3 separate regions of the Homo sapiens genome follow, and all the other regions are linked to region 1. The links are chromatin contacts, found by Hi-C or POLR2A ChIA-PET in ENCODE. All regions are on one chromosome and are shown on one strand. The core of a region is the stretch at or near the end of the contact, and the rest is flanking DNA. Distances in the headings are between cores, read along the strand shown. Region 1 overlaps LHFPL6 (LHFPL tetraspan subfamily member 6). Region 2 overlaps LHFPL6 (LHFPL tetraspan subfamily member 6). Region 3 overlaps LHFPL6 (LHFPL tetraspan subfamily member 6).

Region 1 (4,479 bases), core at 60-2,559:
TAACTGAGCAGTAGGGACCCTGAACTGCAAAGAAAAATGTGATTAATGTCACAATAGAAGTAAAAATAATAAAACAAAACCTGATATTTAAGAGTTCACATATTAGGACCCTCAATTACCACAAATTTACCACGAAGAGTTTTATTCTAACTCACAATAATACTAGGTAATATTTTATTTCTACTCTCCGGAAGATAGCTGGATTGTAAACACCAGTTGCTGGCTTATGATTGCCCAGGAAATGTGCACTGAAGCTAAAATGGAAACTTGTCAGGTTTTTCTCCCAGTCATGAGATCCATTTTGTTTGTTTATTTATTTATTAAGGGGGAGATGTGTGATTAAAAATAGTTTACAGAGTCAATGGAAGATACTATTAAGTTTGTTCATATTTCTGTTAAAAACAAGAAAACCTGAACTTTTGTTTTATTCTGCAGCAACTAAGATATTGGGTGATTAACAATGGGTAAAGGAAAAACATCAATTGGCAGTATGATTTTATTATAAGTAAATTTATTTCCAAGCTGGGAATATGCTTTGTGATTTCAGAAGATCAGGGTTTATAATCATTGTTAACCTTGCTGAGAAACAGTTGGCCTGTAGCCAACCTATTACATAACCTAGCCAAAGAAAGAAAACTGTTTCACAAAAAGCCACTAAATCAAACTCGCACTATTGTTGGCTATTAAATGAGCTTGTTTTGAACTCAAATGTATGCTCTTCAGAAGATTAAAGTAGTATGTTTAGAAAGTACATAAAAGCTGTTTATAACAAAGCAGGGTCTTATAATGATAGTTTAATTCCTTACATGTCCTATCAGCATATGTCTCTACTGTTAATATTTTCTTTTTAATAAGTCTCATAAAGTAGGTTGAGCCAAATAGATTCTCCTTTCCTGGTCTTTTTTAAAGCATTATCAAGTTACACCCTTTACTAATATTCCTAAAGATCTAAAGATTCTAGTATATATTCAAGTAATTCCTGTTAAATATTGTGAGAAAAATCCTATCTAAGCATAGTAATAAAACTATAGAAAGCAGAAGTGTAAAACTACAGGAAATATGTGTGTGTGTGTGTGTGTGTGCGCATGCACGTGCATAAGACAAGCTTAAAAACTATTTTTGGACCAGGGCCATGAACTGAATGAATATGATCTTCATCAAGGCCCAAGAGGAACCTTACACTTTAAAGGAACAAAAACTTTCTATGGACAATTTGTTATGTACAGCTACATCAAGGTTAAAAAAAAAAAGGATATAACAGAGAGTTTAAATGAGGTCAACAGAATTACACCAGCTGGTCCCACTCCCCACTGGGCTGCGGAGGGAAGTGAAGCAATCCACAGGACACAGGTTTAATCCAGACAAGGCTTCACAGAAAAAGAAAATCAACACAGCACATTGCACTGAAAAACAATCTTCAGCCGGTCCAGATTATGGAGTACTAGGAGGACTCCATATTTGAAATGTTTGCCCTTCAAAGAGAAACTCTTACATACTAAGCCAGTTAGCCCAGGTTTTGATACAAATCACCAAATTCAGAAATACAGACTTCAACTTAGAGAAGAGAAAGGGAGGAGGGGGTCATACATTTTGGTGAAAGCAAATGGAAAACCACAATTGCCTATGTTACGATAATGCCTTAAAAATGTAAAGTGGAGCAGTAGGGAGATGCTCCTCCCTTTCTTCACAGATCCCAGTGCTGTCTCACATGGAGTGTGGGGTGACAGGAGGACTTTGTGCAGGGCTCTGCTAGACTCATTATGATGATACCCAGACACCGGGTGTCTCACACACATTCCTCTTCTGCTGCCTCATTCAAACACCACAATTAAGATGCTGAAGACTGTAATTCAAGCTAAAGGAAGAGCCGCAAGAATAATGGCCAATGCATAAATTTAGATGTGAAAAACAGACATATCCATTGATAGTATTATTGGGACAGCCACTCCATTTAAAAATAGGGCATCCTAGTCTTTTTCCCTTTATAATGCTCTCCTCTTGCTTAGCTGGCTCTGTTCTCTATAGTTCTGTACCATCCTCTGGTTTTGTCCATCTGTCTCAGTTTCCTTCCCCCAGAGATAGTGATAGAGATTGTTACTTTTGCCAGAGGCAGCCTGGAATAAACTGAGATGCCAGGAACAAAGAGGCCTCCCTGGAATCCTGACCTTTCAAAAGCTTTTTATGAACACTTGAGATAGAGAGAAGCCTGCTGACTTCACTCACCTGCATATACCAGACAGAAGAACACAGAAGGCCGTTCTTTTTTTGGCCTTACCCTGAGAGTTGAGGTCATTCTTGCCCCTAATAGAATACATTTTCACTGGCTTTACTTGAAAAACTACATTTAAGTGATGGCATGGCAGTTACGGCTGAAAATAAGCCTAGTTTATTCAAATAAAATAAGCAACATTTCATTGAATTTACATTAGAGCAAAAAATAAAATGAAAGGTAGCATCAGGCAAATTAAGAGGATGAATGAAGCTATATCAATGTTAGGCTTATGTAGTATTTCTACTGTGAGTAGCCTTGAAGTATATCATGATGGGCATTTAACTCATGCAGTACCTTTTGCCTAAAAATAGAGAACCCTTTATCTCAAAAAGCAAATAAAATACTTTGTGTCATGTTTTTATAATGTTGAGATTTGTAAAAACTTATATTGATTATCTCATTTAAATTTCATTAAAATATTCAACATTGGCAAGGCAAGTATTAGTACCCCAGCTAAGGAATCCAGACTGATAGAAGCAGCAGCTAAGTGAAAATCAGGCCACGCTATTGGTAAGGGAGTGTTTCTACTTCCACCTCATGACTAACTACCTGATATAAAGTGAGTCCCTTGCCTTCCCTGGGCAGGTAGTCCATTCATTTGTTCTTTAACTCAACAGCATGGGTGTGAGTTGAACAAGACAGACAAATTACTGCAATGTGTATCATGACTGGAGAAAGAATTCAACAAGCAAGTCGTGTGTGATATGGTTAAGGAAAAGAAGAATCTAACTTTCTCTTCAATGCAGTTCTAGCCCATCGGCCACCTGAGAGCAATGGGATAAGGCCAAAGTCAAGGTCAGGCTCAGGGGTTTTGAGTGTATACGTGGACTTCCTAAGATACACTTCGATTGAGTTCTTTTATTGCATCCCCTAGGCAAATGCAATTGATTTCAGAATTATTGATTGTTTTGGATGTTCCAACCCAGTTTCCCTTCATACTTGGGGATAATCAAGAGCTGATTTCTGATTCTCAAGAAAAATGGAGAATTTAAGGAATATTAGATCTCAAACTATCGGTATAATCTTCTAATTTGTCTCATTATAAAGTATTCTATTTCTATAGGACAGGTTAATAATCCAGAAAAATGAAACTAAGATGATCAAAACCTGTAGTTAATACTTTAAAATACAATCCAACACCATTTAATCTTCTGAGTTGGTGACACTCCAATTTCTTCTCTCTAACGTTTCCTTAAGAGTTGTAATTGGGGCCGGGCGCGGTGGCTCACGCCTGTAATCCCAGCACTTTGGGAGGCCGAGGCGGGCGGATCATGAGGTCAGGAGATCGAGACCATCCCGGCTAAAACGGTGAAACCCCGTCTCTACTAAAAATACAAAAAATTAGCCGGGCGTAGTGGCGGGCGCCTGTAGTCCCAGCTACTTGGGAGGCTGAGGCAGGAGAATGGCGTGAACCCGGGAGGCGGAGCTTACAGTGAGCCGAGATCCCGCCACTGCACTCCAGCCTGGGCGACAGAGCGAGACTCCGTCTCAAAAAAAAAAAAAAAAAAAAAAAAAAAAGAGTTGTAATCAAAGGATGCCTGGGTAAGAGCTGGGTTTGGTTTTGGTACTTAGGTCTTTTGGTAATTCCATTTTAGCACCACTGAATTATCATTAGTGCTTTAAAGAGCTGCCTTTTGTGGATAGAATGAATTATTATACATATTCATCATTTTTGTCTTCCTACTGATACATTTAAGGAGTGGAGATACAATATTTTCATCCAATAGGTCACAATGCATATAATTGCTGACATTTTAAATGCATCTGGAAAAATAAATGTTACTATATTATTGTAGATTATAGAGTGTCCTTCACTTTTTTACTTTTATTATTTCCACTTTGGAGATTCTGTCAATAAAAGTCAAGTGCCATTCCACCCTGTGAGGGTACAGGGAGAAGAAGCTGTCTTTCAATCAGAAAATGGGCCCTCACCAGACACTAAATCTGCTTGTACATGGGTCATGGGCTTCCCAATCTCCAGAATTGTGAGAAATAAAGTTTTGTTGTTTAGAAGCCCCCAACTCCCTCGAAAAAAACCAAGTCAAGTGGTTTCAGCTGTTTCATGTTTAAATCATTTAACAAAATGTTCTGGGCGCCCAGAGCATGCAGAATACTCCCCCTAAAGCAGCTACAGCCGGGCCGGCGGCAACCCCTCATCCTGACCTGAAAACTGGGTTAGTCATGGAAGAACACAGGGAGTGAAAAAG
Region 2 (4,025 bases), core at 327-2,826, 37 kb before region 1:
ACTGTTCATAGGCATTTGGACAATTTCCAGTGTTTGATTGCTCAAAAAAATAATTCTGGGAACATTCTCATATGCCGTTTCATTCACATATCTATACATTTTTGTATGGACTATATGGAGGGGTGAAATTGCCAGATCACAGGGTATAAAAGCATTTAGAAAGATATTACCTATTTGGAAATCAAGCTCAATAAATAATGTTATGAGTTAGTAGTAGCACAAACCAAATGAGAAATGCTTAATAAAATAAGCATTAGCTGTGAGAATATGTGTCAACATTCACACAACATCTTCCTAATTCCATCTTCCATCTTCCTCTTTCCAGTATCAGATTTTAGCCACAGTTCATTAGAAGCTTATCTTGTCATTTTTCAGGAAATTTATTTTATAATACCACATTATGCTTCAGGGCATGTGTTTCAGGACAACTGAGGGAGTCTTCATGGTGGATTTGGGCTGGAGTTGAGGTAGAGCAAGGGCCCCTGCATTTGGTGTTATCAGTCTTCTGGGACTTTCTTGGGGTACTGTTTTCACTTCTTCTTCTTATTTCTAGTTTAGTAAATTTCACATATAATGCTTCAAGCTGCTGTGGGCTTATTTTTTTTGCCATTTGTGTTAAAACATGCTATGAAATTCTTGCTTACAAAACTTGGATAGAAGGCATGATAACACCAATTATTTGTCTTATCTCTGCCCAACCACCTAAATGATATAATTACTGGCAACTGAGGTTTTTTCCTATGCCTGTTGGCATTTAGACCCCTAAGAGTATTATACAGGCTAGGGTAAATTAACCTGAGAGAAAATAGCATGGTAACTTATTTCAAAACACAAATCATTTTTACTAGAACCAGGCCAAATCAATGTCTTTGAGAAGCTACAGGGTCTTGAGTCAAATTACTGGGGGTGGACATGGTACTTTTTCCTAAACACACAATGAAAAGGATCACTCTGATTATAAAGTCTGAGTTTCCCTTTCTAACCCGTCTGTGGCACATGACCAGTTTATTTGGTGGAAAACACATTCCTCAGACCCCAGGACAGGCCAACTTGTCCTAGTTTAACTTGTGCTGTGCTTTTTTGTAATAGCAACCTAAGACGGAAACATCTGGAAAAATACCATGACTGAGCTGGTGGGATCAAAGACCAAAGTGAAATGCTCTATTGTTAATTTCCAGGAACTGACACAGAACGCAGAGTGAAATAACTCAGCTGGGCATGAATCCCGTTGGATTTCTGAAAAGCTTGCATACTACTATATTGCCTCAGCCGATAACTGAAGGAAAAGTAGTTCAGCAAAGTTGAGGAAAAACAAATTTTTGTGCATGTGTATGCACATGCATGTGTATGCATACGCACATGTGGAAGAACTCAGGTCTGTGTTCAACATGTTAATAGTGTATTCCTCTGCTGGCAAAGACAGCTTGCCATAAAAATACTGAAAAAAAAAAAAACAAAAAACAAAAGCAAGCTGAAGAAACACTTAAGTCCTTCATGAATTGAAATTAAGAACTGTGCTTGCAAAGAAGCATCCCGGTGCCCCACCAGACTGAACTCCAGGGGGCAGTGGCTTTCTGGCATATCTTTGCTCCCCTTGGCAGCTGGGGCAGTGTCTGGCTCATAGTTTTGCAGTAACCGAAGGTGTACTGGATGAAGGATTAATAAATGCATAAATGAATGGGAGAATAAATACAACAAGCAGCAAAGCTTCATAGTCTCAGTGCTGAATTCAAAGTGAGAAGTCTAAACCTTGACACTTTTCAAGCCTTTCTCATTTGCAGCCAGTTTGCCTCCTTGAACTTTGTTCAATACATTACGAAGAAAGAAAGAAAACAATACTTACCTACCTTGAGTAGACATTTGATGCTTAGATATTTGCAGAATCAGGACTAGAAAGGTCCTTCAGACATCACCCCTAGATTCTCTGTCCATAGCAAGTGTATAATGACAGAATGGATGTGAAATGAAGAAATGTCCAAGAAATGAGATTATGCAGTCTCCTTGGGTAACGACTGAAGTTAGAGTACTGAGCAAATGTAAATTGCAACAGAAATGGTAAAGAAAATTAATATGAACTGACGTCTTTGATGAGAGTAAGAGTAGTAAGACTATGTGGGGAAAAATAATCTGAACAATTTGAATCAGGTTCTATTGACTCAATGATCAAGCCCTAGAATATAAACCCAAGGAGGGCTGATATGTTTATCTGTTTTGTTCATTAATGTATCCCAAGGGTTGAGAACAATGCCAGACATATTACAGATGCTTAGCACATGTTTGTTGAATGAATGAACCTTAATATGTTAAAAAAAAAAAAGAGGAGGCATGAAACTCCATTATATTAGGCCAATTCATTCTCCAGTTCATTTACTCTATGTTTTCCCCAACTGTGGTGCCACACAATGATACTTTTGATCATACAGTTTAAAGGACAAAAAGGTAGAGAATAAAATGCCTTTTCCCTTCCCCTACCTTGAGCTCCTTTTCCATACAACCTCTGAATATTTGGGCAATAAAGTCAAAAGTCTGCAGCTGGAGAACAGTGGTATCAGTTTCATGTACTTAATGTGTGAATGCAGTATGTAATTGCAAGAGAAAAGAGAAAGTGCTAGCTTTCTCTCTTTTACAGTTTGTGTGAACATAAATCAAATACAGGAAAGTTATAAAGTCATTGTGCAGTTTTTTAAACATTTATAATTCTGATGTCAGAGGTGGTAGAAAAAATTTGTAAATGGCATGCAAATCAAATTTTCCTCCTAAAGTTGTTAAAACCTGAGTTCTGCTAGTCCCAGCACCTATTTTTATCTTCTTGTCTACCATAGGCATATGAACATTTGTCACAGGTACTTGAATAATGAATACATCTTGTACAATCACATAAGGGTTTTCTTCTTAAACATGAACATGTTTTTGTTTTAAAATGTCATCTGCAGATTTCTTCTAGCCTGCCGATACATTTAGGTTATTCCAAGTTTAGAAGAGCCCGAAGGTGTAGGGAGACTCCTCTTAACTCCAGGAAGAAACAAAGGTGGGATAGGCCAAGTTGCTTTTATTACACTTCTTACCAGTGTCCAGTGTCTTTTCTCTTCTTTGGAATCATCCTGCCTTATTCATATCCCTCTTGAAACAGGACAGGACTGGACTCTACCAAAAAGACTAACTACCCAAGCTTTTTCCCAAAGGCACTGTTGGTTAACAGACATGTTGCAGAAGAATCTGTGTGAAGCCCTCAACTGCTCTGACTTGGGTGCCCCCAGAGGCTAAATTAGGTCACACCAGCTGCATAATATTAAATGGGGCAGGGGCGGCCGGAGCAACGCTGTGAGAAGCTGACATTCCTCAAAGCATGAATTGGAAGCCAAAGTGGTAGTTTTTGTTTTGCCTTTTGAAAATACATCTTTCTATTTCCCTCTGTCATTTAACTAACAGCTCCTCTAACTTTCCACCCGCTCAAAAGGCAAAAGAGACGGAGGGAAGGAGTCACATCAAGGACCAATTTTCCTTAAGCAAAATTCTTCCTTGTTAGCCATTCTGCAAAAATTCATTAGCTGAATTAACCATTCTCCACGGACCTCATCTTTATTCCTCTCTTCTTTCCCCTCCCCGCTTCTTTTTAACCTTTCAGCACAGAATTAAGTCTTTGTGATATTCAGCACATCAATGAACTCACCCAGCCAGGCGGAGCTCCTGGGCCGGGGCAGGGGCGACTTTGTGGGCTGCATTCCAATTGACTGGGGTGGTGACAAGGAGACCCAGCCCCAGCCATCAAATGGGCCCTGTGTCTGAGTATGATTCATAACACAAACATGTTTAGAAAGCGAAAGAAAGGAAGAAAGGAGCATGGGATTTGAAGTCATTGAGTCAGTATTGTTGCAAGATTTAGAGCATTATGTGGGGAGAGAAAGAGTGTTAGTCTTGTGTCCTAGCACCCAATCCACAGACAGATCTGCATCAAAACAAGGCATTTCACATCTTCTAAGATAAGCCCAAATTAAAACAAAACCAAACAAACCCCACATCTACTC
Region 3 (4,165 bases), core at 724-3,223, 50 kb after region 1:
GTTTTTGTCACGTGCAGCTGAAACGGTCATGCCTGACACAATCACACACATTGTTGACATGACACTCTTACTTGAGAATCCTTCTGTTGTGCTATTTTGTCCAGGATTCTAGAAAGTTTCCTGCAAAATCCAAATGAGTTTATTCTTTTTTTTTTTAATCAAACTCCTCTCTCTTACCAGTTGGGTCCTTTTTACCCCCAGATAAGCCAGTTTCTCTCTGTCTTGACCCCCAAGGTCCTGCCTCAGTATGTTTCTTCAAACCCTTCATCATCTCACTTTCCAGGTATAAGCCCTTTGCATTTTGCTTTTTTTATTTTATTGGGGTTGTTTGTTTATTTTTTTTGTTTGTTTTATTTTGAGACAGGGTCTTGCTCTGTTGCCCAGGCTGGAGTGCAGTGGTGGTGCAATCACAGCTCACTGCAGCCTCGACCTCCTGGGCTCAAGATCCTTCCACTTCAGCCTCCCAAGTAGCTGGGACTATAGGTGCATGCCATCATGCCTGGCTAATTTTTTATTTTGTGTCTGGGACTATAGGTGCATGCCACCATGCCTGGATAAATTTTTATTTTGTGTAGAGATGAGGTCTCTCTATGTGGCCCAGACTGCTCTCAAATTCCTGGGCTCAAGCGATCCTCCCACCTCCCAGACTCCCAAAGTTCTGGCATTATAGGCATAAGCCACCGTGCCCGGCCCCCATCTCAATTCTTCTTTCTACTTCCATCGGCACTAGCTCATTTCCTGTATTCCTTATTATGCACCTGCTGATAGATTAACAAGGATGTCATTCCCTCAATTAAATCATAAATTTCTTAAGAAAAGGCCCATGAATTGTATATTAAATGTTCTCAAACCTTTTAAAATGTATACTACGCCTCTTGATAAGTATAAAAATTTGACACCTCTTTTAATTTCAAAATAAATTAAGTATTCTGACCAAAAGCAAACCCAGTATTTCACATAGTATTAAACATAAATTAAACTTGGACAAGAAATTTGGATTGTGTCTCTCAGACCAGTGATTTTCAGATTTGAGTGAGCATGAGAATCACCTGGAAAACTTAGGAAAACACAGATTGCTGGGCTCTACCTCCACAATTTGTTTTTCAGTAAGTCTGGGGTGGGGCGTGACAATGTGAATTTCTAACACATTCCCAAGTGATGTTGATGCTCTCCTTTGGGGACCACTGCCCTGGAGTCTCATCCTTTCCTCTATCTTAGTTGTTGAGAAAAGTGTGGGCACCTTTGAGGTCTAGATTCAGAAGCCCACATCATAGGTGCCCGATCTGTTCTGTTATTCCCGGTGTTGTTATATTTGCTGTTAGCAACAGGAAGTCGGTGTCTAAAGCTGGACTAGTAAGCAGGCCTTTTGATTCCCAGTCCAGGGTTCTTTGAACTCTGCCACAATACCTCCTATGTGGATACACCATTCAGTATAGTGCCAGCCTCTCACGCTATCCTTTCTCGTATCTTATTCTATTACTTTGCGCTACAGTGTTTGAAATTATCTTTCTCTAAACAGCCCAGAATTTTTTTTTACATCATAGAATGTATTTTTTCCTTCTGCCTCCCGAATTCAATTAAAATTCAATGTTTAGAGAGTCTGTGCTTTAAAAGAAATTAGACAATGGGCTTAAACTTGCTCCATTACCTTCCCCCCTAACAATTATTTACAATTTTCCTACAAAACATATTGAGGCTTCCCCCCAGGCTCTATCTATGGGATTCTCAACTTTATTGACACTGTTGAGGATGGTTATTTGTGGCATTTCACAAAAAAAGAGGGGTTGGGGGTGGGTGAGGTATGGAGAAACAAGATTCATGAGTTGAAATGTTTTCTCTCCATTTACCCCATGGAGAGGGCAGGCTGGAACCCCTGCTCTTAGTGTGGTCATGGAGTTTCTAAAGAGACATCAACCATGTGTTCAAAAGCTTGACAAGAGGCTGGCCCAGAGCGAACCAGGGCAGAGAAGCATGAGGCTAAGAAAAAGAGGAGCCAAGAGTCAAGCAATTAACATTTTTTCCATGCTTCACTATAATTAGCCAGATCAAAGGGGACCTGGGCTCACAGATTTCACCAGGCCACATGACTCTCGCAGGACAGTGAGCCAAGGGCCCAGGAGGTCTGCAGTACAACTAATTGTTCATGGGCAGAACTCTGTTTTCTTGTAAATCACTCTCTTGTGGATTCCTTATCACTTGTTCTGATTCTGAAGTGCCACACTGGGGAAAATCCCCAGGCCCTACATGGCTCCCATTTACAGTGTTTGCTGTGTGTGTCACAGATGGTGCACAAACACCTCAAAATGGCCTTGCCAGGAAGGCTCTGAGGCTAGAGGTTAAGTAGCTTGGCCAATGCCTGACTGCTAGGAAGTGGCAGAAACTGAACTCAGATTTTTCAAAAAATCAGTGATTCGCAAATGCTCCTCCTGATCATACAAGAGTCAACTCAGCAGCATATTAAAAATACACATTTTGGCCAGGCACAATGGCTCACACCTGTAATCGCAGCACTTTGAGAGGCCAATGCGGCAGGATCGCTTGAGCCCAGGAGTTCGAGACCAGCCTGGGAAACATGGTGAGACTCCGTCTCTACAAAAAATTAAAAAAAAAAAAAAATAGGCATGGTGGCGCGCCTGTGGTTCCAGCTACTCAGGAGGCTGAGGTGGGTGGGTCACTTGAGCTCAGGAGCTTGAGGCTCCAGTGAGCCATGATCAAGCCACTGCACTCCAGTCAGAGCAAGACCTTGTCTCTAAAACACACACACACATACGTTTTGAGCTAGTAAGTCCAGGGTGAGGGTGAAGCTGGAACACAGGATCTTTAAAAAGCCCCAAGTGATTCTATTTTCCCTCAGGTTTGGTAAACCAGTATCAAAAGTTAAAAGACCATTTGTGGAACTCCCAACATACTAAACACAGAAACTCCATTTAATGGGACTTTTACAGATTCCTTAACATGACAGTCTCTTCTAGTCTTTTCCAGAGTAATAAATACATTTTCTTTTTTAAATTTGTATTTATTATTGTTGTATCTTATTTATTTATTTTAGAGACAAGGTCTTGCTCTGTCACCCAGGTTTGAGGGCAGTGGTGCGATCATAGCTTATGGCAGACTCAAACTACTGGGTTCAAGCAGTCCTCCCACCTTGGCCTTCCAAAGTGCTGGGATTACAGCCACAAGCCACCACACCTAGCCAATAAATGCATTTTCAATTACAATCCATACATATGTGAGTCCTATGCCCAGAACTCTGGGTGGTTCCAAGCTGCACTCAGAACAGCCAGAATGCTTACAGTGACTTATAAATGCTACCTGACCCGGCACCCTCAACCACTGGACACATCGCTCCCTCCCTCATTCCTCACAAAGGCACTAGCCTCCCAGCCATTCTACAGACATTCTAGGAATTCCCACCTTTGTGCCTTTGCACTGACTGTTCCCTCTGCCTCTAACACGTTTCTTCCAGATATCCACATGGTCAACTCTCTTGCCTCCTGTCTCTGATCAAACAGCAGCTCAATAAGGCCTACCTGACCATTTTATTAATATCTAAAATTGCAACCATCCCCCCCACATACTACCATAACTCCCAATCCCCTCCTGCCACTTTGTTTCTTTTTGCCATAGCACAATCAGCTTCTAACATACCACACAATTTACTTATTGTGCTAATTATTATTTATCTTTCCCACTACAGAGAAAGCTCCATGAGGCCAAGGATTTTTGTCAGTCTAATGATGTATCCCAAGCACCTAGAACAGTGCTTGGTATGCAGTAGGTGCTCAATATTTGTTGAATTAATGAATATAATTGAAAGAAATTTTACACAATACGTAACCTTACTATGTCTGTACACTGATATTCTCTATCCAATTCTATTCAAATTTACTTTATTAAGTCTTGGCTGCAACTCACTAGTAGGTCACCCACAGTTTGACAAGCAGACTTATTTTGCCAATAACTTGCTGAATGCCTATTTAGGGCCCAGATCAATTTCCCAGAATGTGCCTTTTGACAAGTCAAATACAAAAAGCTTCCTCCAAAAGTTCTTGAAGAGTCTAACAATTAAACATGCTGGCAGACCATGTATAAATAAGAAAGATGATAACATGGTAAAATTAGAAGTTTTGGTATATCATTCCATTGCCAAAAATGTTAGCTTTGA

What was found. A loop is a pair of places that touch in the nucleus more often than their neighbours do. ChIA-PET counts read pairs that join two places held with the same protein, here RNA polymerase II (POLR2A). Pooled maps may share reads with other maps.
Region 2: a loop to region 1 is called in a map of heart right ventricle, with 4 times the contacts of the local background. The contact joins two enhancer-like sites. A Hi-C loop is called at or near these places in 15 of 168 maps with a recorded cell type or tissue (Right ventricle myocardium inferior, cardiac septum, endothelial cell of umbilical vein and 4 more) and 9 of 50 pooled maps. POLR2A ChIA-PET finds 5 or more read pairs at or near these places in 5 of 52 experiments (H1, OCI-LY7, PC-9 and 2 more).
Region 3: a map of heart right ventricle shows a loop between it and region 1 (1.9-fold over the local background). The contact joins two enhancer-like sites. A Hi-C loop is called at or near these places in 12 of 168 maps with a recorded cell type or tissue (Right ventricle myocardium inferior, breast epithelium, cardiac septum and 3 more), 1 of 37 single-sample maps with no recorded cell type and 5 of 50 pooled maps. POLR2A ChIA-PET finds 5 or more read pairs at or near these places in 1 of 52 experiments (BJ).

The regions. Positions count from the first base shown.
Region 1 is chr13:39,450,867-39,455,345 of GRCh38, forward strand. All of the region lies in intron 2 of LHFPL6 (LHFPL tetraspan subfamily member 6), which reads right to left. Among named protein-coding and RNA genes, the nearest start is that of LHFPL6, 150 kb to the right of the region's middle. Within about 2 kb of position 1,310, at least 12 of the 41 ENCODE cell types and tissues checked have a DNase peak (open chromatin) inside an H3K27ac peak, as active enhancers do; they include heart left ventricle, heart right ventricle and left ventricle myocardium inferior, where a contact is called at or near this core.
Region 2 is chr13:39,414,060-39,418,084 of GRCh38, forward strand. All of the region lies in intron 2 of LHFPL6 (LHFPL tetraspan subfamily member 6), which reads right to left. Among named protein-coding and RNA genes, the nearest start is that of LHFPL6, 190 kb to the right of the region's middle. RefSeq lists an enhancer at 2,984-3,926. Within about 2 kb of position 1,577, at least 11 of the 41 ENCODE cell types and tissues checked have a DNase peak (open chromatin) inside an H3K27ac peak, as active enhancers do; they include heart left ventricle, heart right ventricle and left ventricle myocardium inferior, where a contact is called at or near this core.
Region 3 is chr13:39,499,863-39,504,027 of GRCh38, forward strand. All of the region lies in intron 2 of LHFPL6 (LHFPL tetraspan subfamily member 6), which reads right to left. Among named protein-coding and RNA genes, the nearest start is that of LHFPL6, 100 kb to the right of the region's middle. Within about 2 kb of position 1,974, at least 2 of the 41 ENCODE cell types and tissues checked have a DNase peak (open chromatin) inside an H3K27ac peak, as active enhancers do; they include heart right ventricle, where a contact is called at or near this core.